Regions from separate parts of the Homo sapiens genome. Here region 1 is linked to region 2. Evidence: chromatin loops called from intact Hi-C (ENCODE). Cell type or tissue: heart right ventricle. All regions are shown on one strand. Each heading gives the region's core, and the rest is flanking DNA. Links, peaks and the distances in the headings are about the cores only. Region 1 holds the start of LILRB4 (leukocyte immunoglobulin like receptor B4). Region 2 has its middle 14 kb from the start of LAIR2.

Region 1 (8,325 bases), core at 234-8,233, 180 kb after region 2:
ACCTCCAGGCATCCCTTCATTCAGATAATACCAATTCATCATCACCATCTGACCTCTCCTTCAGCTTCTTCACCACCCTCCATCTCAATTGCTTTCTGTTTTTCTTCTTTATTTTTTGAACTTCAACTTTTATTTTAGATACGAGGATACATGCTCAGGTTTGCTACATGGAACTATTGCACCCAGGTGGTGAGTGCAGGACCCAGTGGGTATTTCTTTTATCCTGTCCTATTGCGTTAAATCTTTCCTTCCCGGGACTGGTCCTATCTCTAAACTTTTTGCGTAGTGATTTTATCAACTTAATTTTTGCTAGGATGCTAGATTTTCTAGGAGGGGAGGTAATTTGAAATGAAGTCTGGGTTACTGTGAATCCAGTATATCTGCTTTGCTCGCCTTTATCTCTTGTGTCCTGGGATGGCCACAGGTTGACATGTTTAAATGTTTCTTAAGTGAGGATGGATAAGATTTACTGAGTGGTGAGTGCACGAATACAAAAGCAAAATGAGGCCGGGCGCGGTGGCTCACGCCTGTAATCCCAGCACTTTGGGAGGCCAAGGCGGGCAGATCACCTGAGGTCAGGAGTTCGAAACCAGCCTGGCCAACATGGTGAAACCCCATCTCTACTAAAAATACAAAAGTTAGCCGGGTGTGGTGGCAGCTGCCTGTAATCTCAGCTCTCAGCTACTCGGGAGGCTGAGTTAGGAGAATTGTTTGAACCCAGGAGGCCGAGGTTGCAGTAAGCCAAGATTGCACCACTGCACTCCAGCCTGGATGACAGAGTGTCACCCTGTCACAAAAAAAAAAAAAAAAAAGAAGCAAAATACAAGAAGTCCAGGACTGGTAAAGGCAAGGCATGTTGAGCGGTTAGAAAAGGGGTGATGACATCGAAAAACCTCCTGGCATTTCCCAGTCCTTGCCTAGCACAGGTTACTCTGAAAGCAGGACTTAAGACAAGGATATGAGCGCAGGTAACTGATTTGGGAACCAAGTTTAAGGGAATAGGGTTCCCTTATGAAAGAGAGAAGGAGAGGAATTCCTGAAATCAGCATGCATTGCGGACACCACTACAGCAGGTAATATGGACAGGTCCACACCAGGATCTCTGATAATGTGCAGACCATCATCCAGAACTTCCCGCCAAAACAGGAGATACTCGCCAATATGTGTATGGCTTTCTAGCCCCCATTTCTGGGAGTTTCTTTTTCCCCAGCCACTGTCAGACGCATCAAGCTTTGGCTGAAATAGCTTCCAATAAGGTCCTTACACACAAATGTGGAGAGACACATGGAAATCCTCGAAATGAGATACTGTCCCGTGATTCTGAGAGTGACCCAAAAGGATACGGAATGAGGTACTAAAAGCAGGTGCTTGGAAACCTGAGGGCAGTGGTGTTCATGCGTTTCCCGGCACTTTGACTTTCAGCCTCCTGCAAGCCTCTCCTTCTTTGCCTTCCTGACCGTTAGATACAATTAATTTGGGGTTTGTTTTTTCTGCTTCCTCTTTCCCCTCCCACCCTATGTTTCAGTTCTAAAGTTAGAAGGTCCTCTCATCCTTTTAAGAAGAACAGAGACAGAAAATGGTTAGTCACCATCTAGGACAGACTACAATTCCAGATCATTGCAGGACGTGCCCACTCAAATGGATGATTATTGAGAGCTGGCCACCTGAAGTGTTTTACACAGGCAGTGATCTAAGGGTTGAAGCTATCTGGCCTTTTTGCTTGCTTGTTATGTATTTATGGCTTTTTTCCTTTTCAAAATAATTTTACTAAATATTTAATTCACCAACTATATATATTTATGGGGTACAATGTGTTATAAATGTATACACTGTGGAATGATGGAATCAAGACAGTTAACATGTCCATCACTCCGCATACTAACATCTGTGAAAACATTTAAAATCTATGCTTGGCTGGGCGTGGTGGCTCATGCCTGTAACCCCAGCAACTTTGAGAGGCTGAGATGGGCGGATCACCAGAGGTCAGGAGTTCGAGACCGGCCTGGCCAACATGGTGAAACCCCATCTCTATTAAAAATACAAAAATTAGCTGTGAGTGGTGGCGGGTGCCTGTAATCCCAGCTACACAGGAGGCTAAAGCAGGAGAGTCTCCTGAACCCAGGAGGCGGAGGTTGCAGTGAGCTGAGATCACACCACAGCACTCTAGCCTGGGCGACAGAGTGAGACTGCATCTCAGAAAAGAAAAAATATATATATATATTTTGGAGCTACATCGTGCTAGCGCTGCAGAGAATGAGTTTTGTTTTGCGACACAGTTTTTAGATGTCTACCGGGCTCTGGTGGAGATGGAATGTTTGGCCTCAAGTGGGCAGGTCCCATGGGACATGAGTAGCCGACCATGACCTGGCTGCGTACTGGCCCACCAAGCATTCGACTGGCGTGCCCAGCCACTCTCCGTCATCGCAGAGAAGTGCTCTATGTGAGATTTGGTTAAAGGAGTCCCTGAAGGCCTGTGGGAGGCAGAATAGTGACCTCCCAGAGATGTCCACCTCCTGAGGCCCAGACCCTGTGAGTTGGGGAAGCTTATGTGGCAAAAGGGACTTTGCAGATGTGATTAAGTCAAGGATCTTGGGTTGGGGAGATTACCCAGGTGGGCCTGATGTAATCACAAGGGGCTGAGTAAGTGAAAGAGGAAGACAGGAGGGTCAGAGTGAGAGAAGGAGGTGAGTGCATGGAAGCAGGGGGCAGATAACGGGACTGGTGGCTTTGAGGTTGGAGGGAATGGAGAGGCAGGAATGCGGGAGCCTGCAGAGGCTTGAACAGGCGAGGGAACAGATTCTCCTTGGAGCCTCCAGGAGGACACGGCTCTGATAGCAGCTTCATTTTAGCCCAGGGAGACCCATTTTGGACTTGTGACCTCCGGGACGGTAAGTCAATAAACCTACATTATGTGAAGCCACTAAGCTTGTGGTGATTTGTTATGGCAGCAAAAGGAAGCTTTATGGTTCATCTGTACCCTGAAAATGCAGGTTTTTGGTTTTTTTTTTTTTTCACTTGTTCAATGATGTACCCCCAGTGTCAGGCGCTTTGCAAACACACGATACATACGGGTTGATGTTTGGTCAAGAGAGGAATTAAGACCAGGCAGACAGCAGGCTGGGATCAGAGAGACCCCATTTCTGTCTGAAATGTCTGCAGAGAACCTGGTGCCTGCCTCAGCCCTAGCTCTGGGGAAATGAAAGCCAGGCTGGGGTTCAAATGAGGGCAGTTTCCCTTCCTGTGGGCTGCTGATGGAACAACCCCATGACGAGAAGGACCCAGCCTCCAAGCGGCCACACCCTGTGTGTCTCTTTGTCCTGCCGGCACTGAGGACTCATCCATCTGCACAGCTGGGGCCCCTGGGAGGAGACGCCATGATCCCCACCTTCACGGCTCTGCTCTGCCTCGGTGAGATTTAAAGAGGGGGAGGGGAGACCCGAGTCTTGGAGGAAATTTGCCTCACAGCCAGGCCCTGGTTCTTTAGGAGACTCAAAAATCTCAGGGTAGCCGGGCGCGGTGGCTCACGCCTGTAATCCCAGCACTTTGGGAGGCCGAGGCGGGCGGATCACGAGGTCAGGAGATCGAGACCATCCTGGCTAACACGGTGAAACCCTGTCTCTACTAAAAATACAAAAAATTAGCCGGGGGTGGTTGCAGGCGCCTGTGGTCCCAGCCACTCGGGAGGCTGAGGCAGGAGAATGGCGTGAACCCGGGAGGCGGAGCTTGCAGTGAGCCAAGATCGCACCACCGCACTCCAGCCTGGGTGACAGCGAGACTCCGTCTCAAAAAAAAAAAAAAAAAAAAATCTCAGGGTAAAGAGAGGACCTGCTCAGGCTTCCGGGGCAAATCCCTCACAGGGAACTCTCTTCCAGGGCTGAGTCTGGGCCCCAGGACCCACATGCAGGCAGGTGAGTCTGTCCCCAGCTGTCCCAGGTCCCTCCTCCTCACTGGGACAAGGGGCCACCCATGGGCAGCTGGGGGAGGAGACAGCAGTTCTGGGTGACTGATGAGGATGACGGGGGGGTCCTGGGGCTGAGAGCTGGGATCTGAGGGCTGAGGAAGGTCTTGGGATCCAGCCTCTGATTTTCTTCCAGGGCCCCTCCCCAAACCCACCCTCTGGGCTGAGCCAGGCTCTGTGATCAGCTGGGGGAACTCTGTGACCATCTGGTGTCAGGGGACCCTGGAGGCTCGGGAGTACCGTCTGGATAAAGAGGAAAGCCCAGCACCCTGGGACAGACAGAACCCACTGGAGCCCAAGAACAAGGCCAGATTCTCCATCCCATCCATGACAGAGGACTATGCAGGGAGATACCGCTGTTACTATCGCAGCCCTGTAGGCTGGTCACAGCCCAGTGACCCCCTGGAGCTGGTGATGACAGGTGAGAGGACACTCAGGGGTCCCAGCCCCAGGCTCTGCCCTCAGGAAGGGGGTCAGCTCTCAGGGGCATCTCCCTCTCACAGCCCAGCCCTGGGGATGATGTGGGAGGTGGGAGCCCCATTTAACACGGTGCCTCCTTCTCTCCTAGGAGCCTACAGTAAACCCACCCTTTCAGCCCTGCCGAGTCCTCTTGTGACCTCAGGAAAGAGCGTGACCCTGCTGTGTCAGTCACGGAGCCCAATGGACACTTTTCTTCTGATCAAGGAGCGGGCAGCCCATCCCCTACTGCATCTGAGATCAGAGCACGGAGCTCAGCAGCACCAGGCTGAATTCCCCATGAGTCCTGTGACCTCAGTGCACGGGGGGACCTACAGGTGCTTCAGCTCACACGGCTTCTCCCACTACCTGCTGTCACACCCCAGTGACCCCCTGGAGCTCATAGTCTCAGGTGAGGCTCCTGACCCTGTCCTCTCTGAGCTCAGTGGCTCCGTTCATGCCCTGCTGCCAGGAGAGCTCTGGGCAGGGATGGAGGGAGAGGGGCTCAGCCAGTGGGGGACTCAGCCCTCAGAGGGGAGGAGGACAACAGGGGCCCTCCCAGGCATGCCCATGCTCTTCTCCCTCACCTAGGGTCCAGAAGGTGCCAGGTGGACAGAGAAATGGTCCTTGGGAAGCTGCAGGGCAGATATAGGGAGAGGTTCAATTTGATGTGGAGACCCAAGGGCAACCCCAGACTCTCACCCTCCTCTTGTCCTTCTACCCAGGATCCTTGGAGGGTCCCAGGCCCTCACCCACAAGGTCCGTCTCAACAGCTGGTGAGTCTCAGAGGCCTCTGTCCAGAGAGTTTCCAAAGCCCGAGGCCTGTCTCAAGACATGCTCAGTGGATCTAAGTCCTCGTTCCAATTCTCAGCTGGGCTTGCTTCCACGGGTGTGGGAGTCGGGCAGCGACTTGGGAGGCACCACAGGCTCCCAAGGCCCTGAGGCTGGGCTGGTGAGGGGTGAGGGGGTCAAGGCTGAAGGAGATGTTGCGGGGAGAAGCCGAGCTGATGTGGGGAGCAGGGCAGCCCCAGCCCTCACATCCCTGTTCTAACCCAGCAGGCCCTGAGGACCAGCCCCTCATGCCTACAGGGTCAGTCCCCCACAGTGGTGAGTGAGGGGCTCTGAGTGGGAGGTGGGCAGGGTCTAGGGGAGCCAAGGGTGGGTTCTGTCCTAGGTTAAGGCTCCTCTGGAGGTGGTGATGTGGACAGGCCCCTCCCCTGCATGGGCCTCAGTTTCTCCAAGTGTAAAGGAGAGAGGCCTGCGGGTGGGAAAGTTCCTTTCAGCTCTGACTCCCAGCTGTGCCCTCCTGGGAGAGGAGGCCTCCCAGGGAACCTCCCAGACCCGATTCCGCAGGGGCCTGTCCGGTCCCACCTGCAGCAGAGACGGTGACCTGGGGCAGGGGAGGGGAGCAGGGCGGTGGTTCAAGACAGTCAGGCTCTTTCCCTGCAACTCTGGGGCTTGGCTCTGGTGCAGGAACAAGGGCTGCAGCTCAGACTCCCGGGTTTCCTTCCCAGCTCTGCCGCTTCCTGGCTGGAGGGGTCTGGGGCAGGCGATTCCCCTCTCTGAGCCTCAGTTTGTGCATCTGTGAAATGGGTGGAGAGAGGGTGGCAATCTCAGGTTGCACAACTGCTGTGAGGGTTGGAGGTAATGAAAGAAAGACCCAGCACACACAGTAGGTGCACACACAGTAGGTGTGCACATCAATGACATCATCCCCATTCCTGATGTCATCACGCCCAAGGTCTGAGAAGGCACTGGGAGGTACTGATCGGGGTCTTGGTGGTCTCCATCCTGCTTCTCTCCCTCCTCCTCTTCCTCCTCCTCCAACACTGGCGTCAGGGAAAACACAGGACATTGGGTAAGTAGGAAATTGGGGGACCCGTGGGCTGATGGAGGGTGGGCTCAGGGCACCAGCCAAAGGGACTCCAGATAGGAGAGGTCATCTTAGAAACTCTGCTCCAGAAATTCCCAGTGAGAAAATCTAGAAAGAAGAAAATGAATGAGGGAGTAATGGAAGTGCTTTATTCTTTCGGTTTTTCTAAACTTAGAAAGTATTTAAAACATCCTTGCAAGTGTATTTTCAGGTTTCCTTTCCTCTTGACTTGCATGTGCAAGGCAGGTGGTTCTAACGTTCCCAGAGCTGAGACTCTGTCCATCTTCCCCCAGCCCAGAGACAGGCTGATTTCCAACGTCCTCCAGGGGCTGCCGAGCCAGAGCCCAAGGACGGGGGCCTACAGAGGAGGTAATTCTGCCCAAAGACCTCAGACTCCCACCCATCCCAACAGCCACCTCACTGTCCCCTTACACTCCCGTATCCTCCCCCAGGTCCAGCCCAGCTGCTGACGTCCAGGGAGAAAACTTCTGTGAGTGAGAGGCAGAGAAGGTGCACCTGGGGTGGAGCTGGGGGTCCCAAAATTTCAATAGCAATGGGGGCAGGAGCACAGGCTAGGATTGGTCAGGGACTCAGGGAGAAGTGGTCTGAACCCACATTGTGGGACCTCGGGGACATCACAGCCCCTCCCTGCGTTGCAGTGGCACTAATGGGAACAGGGCAGGGACCAGCAGGAATGAGAGGTCCCAGGGAACCTTCCCAGGAGATGAACCCCTTGCTCTACCCCAGCAGGTGCTGCCGTGAAGAACACACAGCCTGAGGACGGGGTGGAAATGGACACTCGGGTGAGAACCCGCCCCTGTCCCCGGCACCAAAGGCCTCCTGGTGCCAGATCTAATCCTGCAGGACTTCTCTGTCCTCCTTCCCCCGGCTCTCAGCATCGTCACGGTGGACCCCTCCTTGTCCAGCACGCTGCCTCCTGCCTGCTGGGACCTCACTCTCTCCTGCTGTCCTGGGACCTCATGGGCCTCCTCCCGGGTCCCCTTCCTGCTCCTCATCCTCTGTTTGGCCATCTGGTTGTTAGAGAGCTCCCCAGGCCTCAGGAGGATGACGAATAAATGAACCACTCCAGTCCCCTGGGCTCCCCTTCATTCATTCATCTAGTGAGTGTTCCCAGGGAGCTCACTGTGGATGGGGCTCCCCATGGGAGCTGCAGACACAGCAGGGAGCAAAGCCGCCCCCGCCTCCTGAGCTCACCTCGTGGTGGGAGACAAAATGCAAATAAATGCATCGTGTCCAGGAGTGCAACGTGCTGTAAGGAACATAAACCAGGTAAAGGGCAGAGAGTGTGGGGCAGTGGGGCCAGTCTGAATGGAAAGGGAGGGCTGTCTGCTCAGCTGTCATCTGAGAAGCCTGGACGGAGAGGGCCACGTGATCCTCTAATGGACGAGCCCCTGCAGGCAGAGGAAACAGCCGTGCAAAGGCCCCGAGGCAGCAGCGAGCTCTTGCAGGAAGGCCGCGTGAGGCTGCAGCCAAATGGGCAAGGTCAGAGTGAGGAGCAGAGACCAGAACCACAGGGAGGGAGCGGCCAGACCCTCCACGGCCTTAGGGCATCCCTGAGATTCCGTCAGGAAAGGGATGTAATCGGATCACCCTGGGAACAGTGGGGAAAATTGACTCCAGGGAGTCAGGAGGATTCAAGGACACCCCCCACCACTGTCTCTCTCCAGCAGAGCCCACACGATGAAGACCCCCAGGCAGTGACGTATGCCAAGGTGAAACACTCCAGACCTAGGAGAGAAATGGCCTCTCCTCCCTCCCCACTGTCTGGGGAATTCCTGGACACAAAGGACAGACAGGCAGAAGAGGACAGACAGATGGACACTGAGGTGAGTCCTTTCCTCTCCAGGCCCCCAGGCCTCCCCCACCCCCACCACGTTCCTTCCCTCTCACTCTCCCCCGCTGCAGGCTGCTGCATCTGAAGCCCCCCAGGATGTGACCTACGCCCGGCTGCACAGCTTTACCCTCAGACAGAAGGCAACTGAGCCTCCTCCATCCCAGGAAGGGGCCTCTCCAGCTG
Region 2 (8,325 bases), core at 273-8,272:
TGGGGGGCAGGGCATTGTTTATTTAATATTTAAGTGTCCATTAAGTGATGGGCAATATGTTTCTAATTCACTGCTCTTCATTCTACAAGTGTTTGCTGAGCATCTATTATGTGCCAGGCCCTAAGTACCAGTGATAAAGTGATGATCAAGACAGAAGAGCCAAGACTTCCCTGGCCAAGTGAAGTCTCCATTCTAACGGCGGGAGAGGGACAGCGTACAAGTCAATGAGTGGATAATTAGAAAGGAGGATGAACGTCAAGAGGAAATGAAGACGAATCTTCTTAGCGAAGGAATGGGTGTCGGGCTAGTGGACTTCTTTCAACACAGTGGTCTAGGAAGGCTCTTCTTGCTGAGATGATGCTGAGCAGAGACCTGGAGGCTGTGGTGCAAAGCAGGAGGTCGGTGCACCCAGGCAGAGACGCGGAGCCCCGAGGCAGGGAGGGACCTGGTGTCTTCAAGGAACAGCAGGAATGTCATGTGGCCTGAGGGCAGGGAGTGAGGGGCACAGGGACCAACGTGAAATTGGAAAGATGAGTAAGTGTCCCGTAGGTCACAGAGTTTGGGTTTTGGGCCATGTGTACTATGAAGTCACTGGAGATTTCAATGGTAACAAAACATAATCTGATTTATGCTTTTAAAGGATCACTCTGGGGCCGGGTGCAGGGGCTCAAGCCTGTAATCCCAGCACTTTGGGAGACTGAGGCGGGCGGATCATGAGGTCAAGAGATCGAGACCATCCTGGGCAACATGGTGAAACCCCGTCTCTACTAAAAATACAAATAAATTAGCCAGGCGTGGTGGTGGGTGCCTCTAATCCCAGCTACTCGGGAGGCTGAGGCAGGAGAATCGCTTGAACCCGGGAGGTGGAGGGTGCAGTGAGCCAAGATCACGCCACTGCACTGCAGCCTGGGCGACAGAGTGAGACTCCGTCTCAAAAAAAAAAAAAAAAAAAAAAGAAAGATTATTCTGGCTACAATATGGGGAGGGGCAGCTGAGTAGCACGAAATGAGCGTGGAGAGACCAGCTAGGGGATGTTCCCTGGACGAGGGGAGAGAGGGTGAACCTGGCGCCGTGGTGCTGGCAAGCAGTGTCTGCATGAGGACAGATTCTGAAGGTAGAACAAGGGGAGAGGGTGAGAAAGAGGAGCAGTTGAGGCGATTTCTAGGACTGCAGCTTGTCCAGGTGGTGGACGGGGAAGAAAACGTGGGAGAGCCACAATTTTAACTTTCTCATATTAATCCTTCCAGTGTTTGTTTCTGGGTGAATATGAGACAATATGAATGTATATTCTGATTCCCCCAATTCTTGGCACAATACAGATTTAATCCCTAAGAATACACTCTGGGATCTCTCCATAAAGTACATAGGCGATTTTCTTTTTATTTTCTTTTTTTGAGACAAGTCTCACTCTGTTGCCCATGCTGGAGTGCAGTGGTGCGATCTCAGCTCACTGCAATCTCCACCTCCCAGGTTGAAGCAATTCTCCTACTCAGCCTCCCGAGCTGAAATGATGGGCGCCAGCCACCAGGTCCAGCTAATTTTTTTGTATTTTTAGTAGAAACAGGGTTTTACCATGTTGGCCAGGCTGGTCTCGAACTCCTGGCCTCAGGTGATCTGCCCGCATCTGCCTTCCAAAGTGCTGGGATTACAGTCAGGAGCCTGGCCCATGGGGCATTTTCAAATATATTTCTCCCTGGTCTTCTAAATTCCAGACTGACTGATGAGAAGTCTGATGTAATTATGATAATAGAAACTTAGTACACCATTGTGTTTTTTCTCCCACCTTTGAGGTCTTCTTTATTTTCTTTTTCCTTTGAGATAATGCAGCTTGGTGAGTGCGGTGAGCCCTTAGGGAGGCATTTTTTCTCTCTCCCTAGCGTCACTGCTGGCTGGCTTCCTCCTCTCTGCCCTTTACTTCTTTTTTTTCATTCCAGCTCCTCAAGTTGCATGTTCAGTGATTAATTCTCCAAACTTCATAATTTCTTTTTTTTTTTTTTGAGATGGAGTCTCTGTCACCCAGGCTGGAGTACGGTGGCGCGATCTTGGTTCACTGCAACCTCCACCTCCCGGGTTCAAGCGATTCTCCTGCCTCGGTCTCCCAAGTAGCTGGGACTACAGGCGCCCGCCACCACGCCCGGCTAATTTTTTTAGTAGAGACGGGGTTTGGGGTTTCACCGTGTTAGCTAGGATGGGCTCGATCTCCTGACCTCGTGATCCACCCACCTCATCCTCTCAAAGTGCTGGGATTACAGGCGTGAGCCACCATGCCCAGCCCCAAACTTCATAATTTCTAAAAAAAAAAAAAAAAAAAAAAAAAAAAGTGTGCTTAAAACAATCCACATTTCACTTTAAGTGTGATTTTTATTGCATCTAAGTTTCGATATGAATAACATTGTTCATTTCTAAATATGTCACAACTTCTGTGTTTTTTTTTTTAACAGTCACTCAAAAGTTATGCAGATTTTTGTTGTTGTTTTAAAAATGTGTGTTTTTTAAACGTTTAATTTTTGGTCTTTTATGTAATTTTTGCAGTCACGAAATATGGTTTCATTATATTAAATCTTTGGAATATTTTGAGACCTTCTTGGTGGATTAAGAAGTGGTCAATTTTTGTAGATTTTTCATATGTTCCTGAAAAGAATGTGGGTTCTCCATTGTTGCTGTTTTGTACATATAAATATAACAACACACCAATAATGAAAATAACAATTATGATAACAATCATTAATAATCAATATTAGGCCAGGCGCGGTGGCTCACACCTGTAATCCCAGTACTTTGGGAGGCCGAGGCGGGCGGATCACCTGAGGTCAGGAGTTCGAGACCAGCCTGGCCAGCATGGTGAATCCACGTCTCTACTAAAAATACAAAAATAGCTGGGCGTGGTGGCAGAGGCCTAGAAGCCCAGCTACTCAGGAGGCTGAGGCAGGAGAATCACTTGAACCTGGGAGGCAGAGGTTGCAGTGAGCCAAGATTGTGCCACTGCACTCCAGCCTGGGTGACAAGAGTGAAACTCCATGTCAAAAAATAAATAAGTAAATAATAATAATCAATATTAGAACCCTTAGTAATGTCAGGCTCAGTCTGACTACTTTTTTTTTATTTATTATTATACTTTAAGTTTTAGGGTACATGTGCACATTGTGCAGGTTAGTTACATATGTATACATGTGCCATGCTGGTGCACTGCACCCACTAACTCGTCATCTAGCATTAGGACTACTTTTTATTTTTAAGAAAGCATGCTTACTTTTGCCTTTCATTTTTCTATATTTTTAAAAAACTTTGTAAACATTTATGGGGTACAAGTGTAATTTTGTTGCATGTAAAGATTGCCCAGTGATGAAATCGGGACTTCCAGGTTATCCATTCCCCAAATAATGTGCATTGTACCCATTAAGTCATTTTCTTTTCTTTTCTTTCTTTCTTTTTTTTTTTTTTTTTGAGACAGAGTCTTGCTCTGTCGTCCAGGGTGGAGTACAATGGTGCAATCTTGGCTCACTGCAACCTCCATCTCCCGTGTTCAAGCAATTCTCCTGCCTCAGCCTCCTGAGTAGCTGGGATTGCAGGTGTACACCACCACACCTGGCTAATTTTTTGTATTTTTAGTAGAGACAGGGTTTCTCCACGTTGGCCAGGCTGGTCTCGAACTCCTGACCTCAGGTGATCTGCCCGCCTCGGCCTCCCAAAATGCTGGGATTACAAGCGTAAGCCACCACACCCGGCCCCCGTTCCTCATTCTTAGAAAGGGAATCATGGTCATTGTGGTTGACCTGTGGCCGTGTAATTCTGTCCAAATATCCCTGAATGGTAAATGTGAAAACAGTAGAATGAATTCCATTGAAAATAAGAAGAAATAAAGTCAGAACTCAAAAGTGTTTTTGAAGTGTTATTGGGATGGAACTTTTTTTTTTTTTTTTTTTTTTTTTTTTTTTTTTTTGAGACGGAGACTGCTCTGTCATTTAGGCTGGAGTGCAATGGTGCAATCTTGGCTCACTGCAACTTCTGCCTCCTGGGTTCAAGCGATTCTCCTGCTTCAGCCTCCTGAGTAGCTGGTATTACAGGTGCGCACCGTCATGCCTGGCTAATTTTTGTATTTTTAGTAGAGACGGGGTTTCACCATGTTGGCCAGGCTGGTCTCGAACTCCTGACCTCAGGTGATACGCCCACCTCGGCCTCCAAAAATGCTGGCATTACAGGCACGAGCCACTGCGCCCAGCCTATTTGTTATTATTTGATAATATTGATATTATCACCTATCAATTTATGATGACAAGTGCACATAACATAAGATCTATCTTAGCAAATTTGTAAGGGTACAAGGCAGTCTTGTTCCCTGCACACACTAAGCCGCACAGGAGACTGTAGGCCTTCCTCATCTTGCATGACTGAAACTCAAGAGGGAAAAATGAGGAGGTAACAGTCATAGGAAAGAGATCTTGATACCTTGCCTGTTCTTTCTAAGCCAATACCCTCAGCTCCTTAAAGGGGGCACTTTTATTTCATTTTATTTTTTCCCTCAGGTATAAATAATTTAATTTTTTTCAGTTATAAGGCTAACACATACTCAATTTAAAAATCCAAATAAAAACACCTCAAAAAATGAAGAGCCATTTAAACTCCCTTGACCTAATATTAATTGCTACAAACATCTTGATTAATATTTTCCTACAAATCTCTTATTACTAAATTACTCGATAGCCAGTTATTAAGTAATTTCAGTCTGAGTACCATTAACATAATTACTCACTGAATAATCACAACAGTTCCATGAGTTAGGCACCATTGCTTTTTTATTTTACAGAGGAAGAGGCAAAGAAATAGAGAGGTAAATAAACTTAGTTTAAAGTGAGAGAGCTTATAACTGGCACGACCAAAATTAAAATCTAGAGATCTGGCCTCTGGAATTGTACTAGATAAATCAAGTTATGCACTCATAACTTTCCCCATACTCCCTATATACTATGTCTATTCATTCATCATTCATTCAAAAATATTTATTATGTACTATGTGCTAGGGAGTGTTCCAGGAGCAGGGACACTACAGGAAACACTGCAGGAAAAAAATCTATGGTTTCATGGGGATACATTGTAGTGGGAAGGCAGATAGTCTACAATATTAATAAGTAAAATACGTGCACATATGCTGAAGATTAATGATATATGCTGAAGAAAGAAAAAAGGCAGCGAGAGGTGATACGAAATCTGGAGGGAGTGTTGCAACTTCAGACAGGATGGTCCAAGAAGGTCTGAAGGATAAGGAGATACTGGGGTTGACAGTGAAGGAGAGGGAGGGATGAGCCTTGTGCCTGTCTGGGTGAAGAGCATTCCAGTCGAGAATGGCATGTGGATGAGCCCTGAGGCAGATGCTTGCTTGATGTTTTTTTAGGAATAGCAAGGAGATCACTGGGACTGCATCACAGTCAGTGAAAGGCAGAGTCGGAGGAGATGCTATCAAAGTACTAACCCAAGTTGGGAGACAGAAGACGCAGTCGTGTCAATATGACTGAGGCGGGAAGTCCTGGAAAGTTTCTGATCAGAAGAGTGGCACAGAGTGGCGAATGTTTTTATTGTATTGTGTTGTTATTTTACTACCCAATTGCATTTTATTATCAGCGTACCTTATTTTATGAAATTAGACCTGCATTTTGGAGGGAGAGTCTGATTTTCATGAAGGCATGTGGTATGCTTCTGACGATAACGCCAGCATTCCAGGTAAGCTGCCGTCGGCCCTACCTCCGGGACAGCTTGATGCAAGATGCTAATCAAATTAACTCCCTGAGCGTCACTGTTCTCATCTGTAAAACTGGCCTAATGATGAAAACATCTTCCCAAAGTTGTGAGAATTAAAGGAACTACCCATAAGGGATACTCGGAGCAGTGTCTGGCATAGAGCGAGAGCTCAGAAAGGTTATCTCTTCCTTTGATTGCCTTGTGCAATTCTGACTTCAGGAAGGTCTTACCGATATGTTTTAGACAAAAATATGATGATGCCACGCTTAGGCTCAAAACCTGTCCCACTCTCGTGAGGGTAAAATACCAAAACTCTACTTGGCCTTTTAGAGACTCCTGCTCAATCAATGCACATATTCTTCTTCATTATTTTTCCATCTGGAGTCCACTCGACTTACAACAGGCAAATTATCTCCTGATGGGGACTTTCACAGAAGCTGTCTCCTCTGTCCACGTCTCCCCCCAGCTGCTCTTCCTGTCGCCAGCTCGTCAGTCCTCAGCCCGGATTCCACTCCACACTGCAGGTGGCTTCCCTGGGGTCAGCTCTGAGGTTCTCTTTCTTTTCTTTTCTTTTTGTTTCCCTCCTTCCTTCCTTCTTTCCTTCCTTCCTTCCTTTCTTTCTCTCTCTCTCCCTCCCTTCCTTTCCTTCTTTCTCTCTTTCTCTTCCTTCCTTCCTTCCTTTCTTTCTCTCTCTCTCCCTCCCTTCCTTTGCTTCTTTCTCTCTTTCTCTTTCCTTCCTTCCTTCCTTTCTTTCTCTCTCTCTCCCTCCCTTCCTTTGCTTCTTTCTCTTTCTCTTTCTTCCTTCCTTCCTTGCTTCCTTCCTTCCTTTCTCCCTCCCTTCCTTCCTTTCTTTCCTTTCTTTTTTCTCTCTCTCCCTCCCTTCCTTTGCTTCTTTCTCTCTCTCTTTCTCTTTCTTCCTTCCTTCCTTTCTCTCTTCCTTCCTTCCTTCCCCCGCTCCCTTCTCTTTCTTTCTTTCTCTCTCTCTCTTCTCTTTCTCCCTTCCTTTCCTTTCTTTCCTTCTCTCTTTCTCTCTCTCTCCCTTTCCTTCCTTCCTCCCTTCCTCCCTTTCTCTCTCTCTTCCTTCTCTTTCTTTCTTTCTTTCTTTCTTTCTTTCTTTCTTTCTTTCTCTCTCCTCTTTCTCTCTCTTTCTCTTTCTTTCTTTCTTTCTTTCTCTCTCTTTCTCTCTTTCTCTCTCTTTCTCTCTTTCTTTCTTTTTCTTTCTTTCTTTCTTGACAGAGTCTCGCTCTGTCACCCAGGATGGAGTGCAGTGGTGCCATCTCGGCTCACTGCAACCTCCGTCTTCTGGGTTCAAATGATTCTCCTGCCTCAGCCTCCTGAGTAGCTGGGGTTACAGGCGCTTGCCACCACGCCTGGCTAATTTTTGTATTTTTAGTAGAGACGGGGTTTCCCCATGTTGCCCAGGATGGTCTGAAACTTCTGACCTCAGGTGATCCACCCGCCTCGGCCTCCCAAAGTGCTGGGATTACAGGATTGAGCCACCATGACCGGCCCAAGTCCCCTTTTCACACAAGGTCATAGGATTTTTTTTTTTCCTCTGGAGCACTTACTACATCAGCAGATATGGCTCTCAGTGCAACAAAACTCACAGCTCTCTTACGTGGTGTAGAGTTGTCCCTGGAGGCAGCTGCCCCATGAGGGACCCTATCTTCATCCTTCTTGTACCCAGCTGTGGACTCCTGACTAATTCCCACCCTTGGAATGTGAGCAGCAGTGATAAGCGACATTCAGATTTTTTATTTAAAAGGCACGGATGAGCCCTTTCCATTCTCTCTTCCTCTTTCCCCTCACTGGTGACAGAGCACTCCAGGGTTCTAGGGGAGGTTGGATCCCAAAGGTGGAAGAATCTGGGCACCTGAGTCACCTGATGGAGGAGCTCCAACTGCCAACCGGGGGCCCCTATATGGACGTGTAACACGAGTGAGTAGTGACCATTCCATTGTGACAAACTGCAGATATTTCGAGGCTAATTTGTTAAAATCTACCGTTAATGTGCTTTATATGACTTTTTTTTTTTTTTAAGATGGAGTTTTGCTTTTGTCGCCCAGGCTGGAGTGCAATGGTGCAATCTCGGCTCACCACAACCTCTGCCTCCCGGTTCAAGCGATTCTCCTGCCTCAGCCTTTTGAGTAGCTGGGATTGTAGGCATGCACCACCAGGCCTGGCTACTTTTTTTGTATTTTTAGTAGAGATGGGGTTTCACCATGTTGGTGAGGCTGGTCTTGAACTCCTGACCTCAAGTGATCCTCCTGCCTCAGCCTCCCAAAGTGCTGGGATTACAGGTGTGAGCCACTGTGCCCGGCCTATATGACATTTGAATAGTCAGAGGTGTGCCCTCCACATTAGACTGTGAGGTCCGTTGACTTGCGTGGCTCGTCTCTGACACAGACTCAAGCCCTTAATAGCCGCCTGGAAATGTACGTTTTGGTTCACACAAAAAGGAAGTTGACCAAGCCCCCTTGATGAAGCCTCACTGGGGAGGTGGCCCATCGAAGGTCGTATATTGTGAATGGGGCGAAGGCAGCGTCGCCGTCTCCTTCAAGTCTGACCTCCAGGTTGGTGTTCAGATTCCCC

The links. A loop is a pair of places that touch in the nucleus more often than their neighbours do. Peaks named below come from ENCODE experiments on the same cell type or tissue, not always from the same donor. Only the 100,000 strongest peaks of a DNase experiment are listed, where the experiment ranks them.
Region 1: it touches region 2 in a loop (6-fold over the local background); 67 of 110 quality-filtered maps call a loop at or near these places.

What each region holds. Positions count from the first base shown.
Region 1 is chr19:54,659,660-54,667,984 of GRCh38, forward strand. LILRB4 (leukocyte immunoglobulin like receptor B4) reads left to right here and starts at 3,326. Exons shown (of 12, transcript NM_001278426.4): 1 at 3,326-3,408; 2 at 3,873-3,908; 3 at 4,095-4,379; 4 at 4,527-4,826; 5 at 5,140-5,190; 6 at 5,471-5,521; 7 at 6,156-6,272; 8 at 6,581-6,656; 9 at 6,740-6,777; 10 at 7,038-7,090; 11 at 7,976-8,134; 12 at 8,214-8,325. The coding sequence starts at 3,375. In heart right ventricle, for the core only: no CTCF peak of the experiment used is centred there; a DNase peak (open chromatin) is centred at 3,299; H3K27me3 peaks cover 1,143 bases.
Region 2 is chr19:54,484,204-54,492,528 of GRCh38, forward strand. No RefSeq gene overlaps it. Among named protein-coding and RNA genes, the nearest start is that of LAIR2, 14 kb to the right of the region's middle. In heart right ventricle, for the core only: no CTCF peak of the experiment used is centred there; no DNase peak of the experiment used is centred there; H3K27me3 peaks cover 1,960 bases.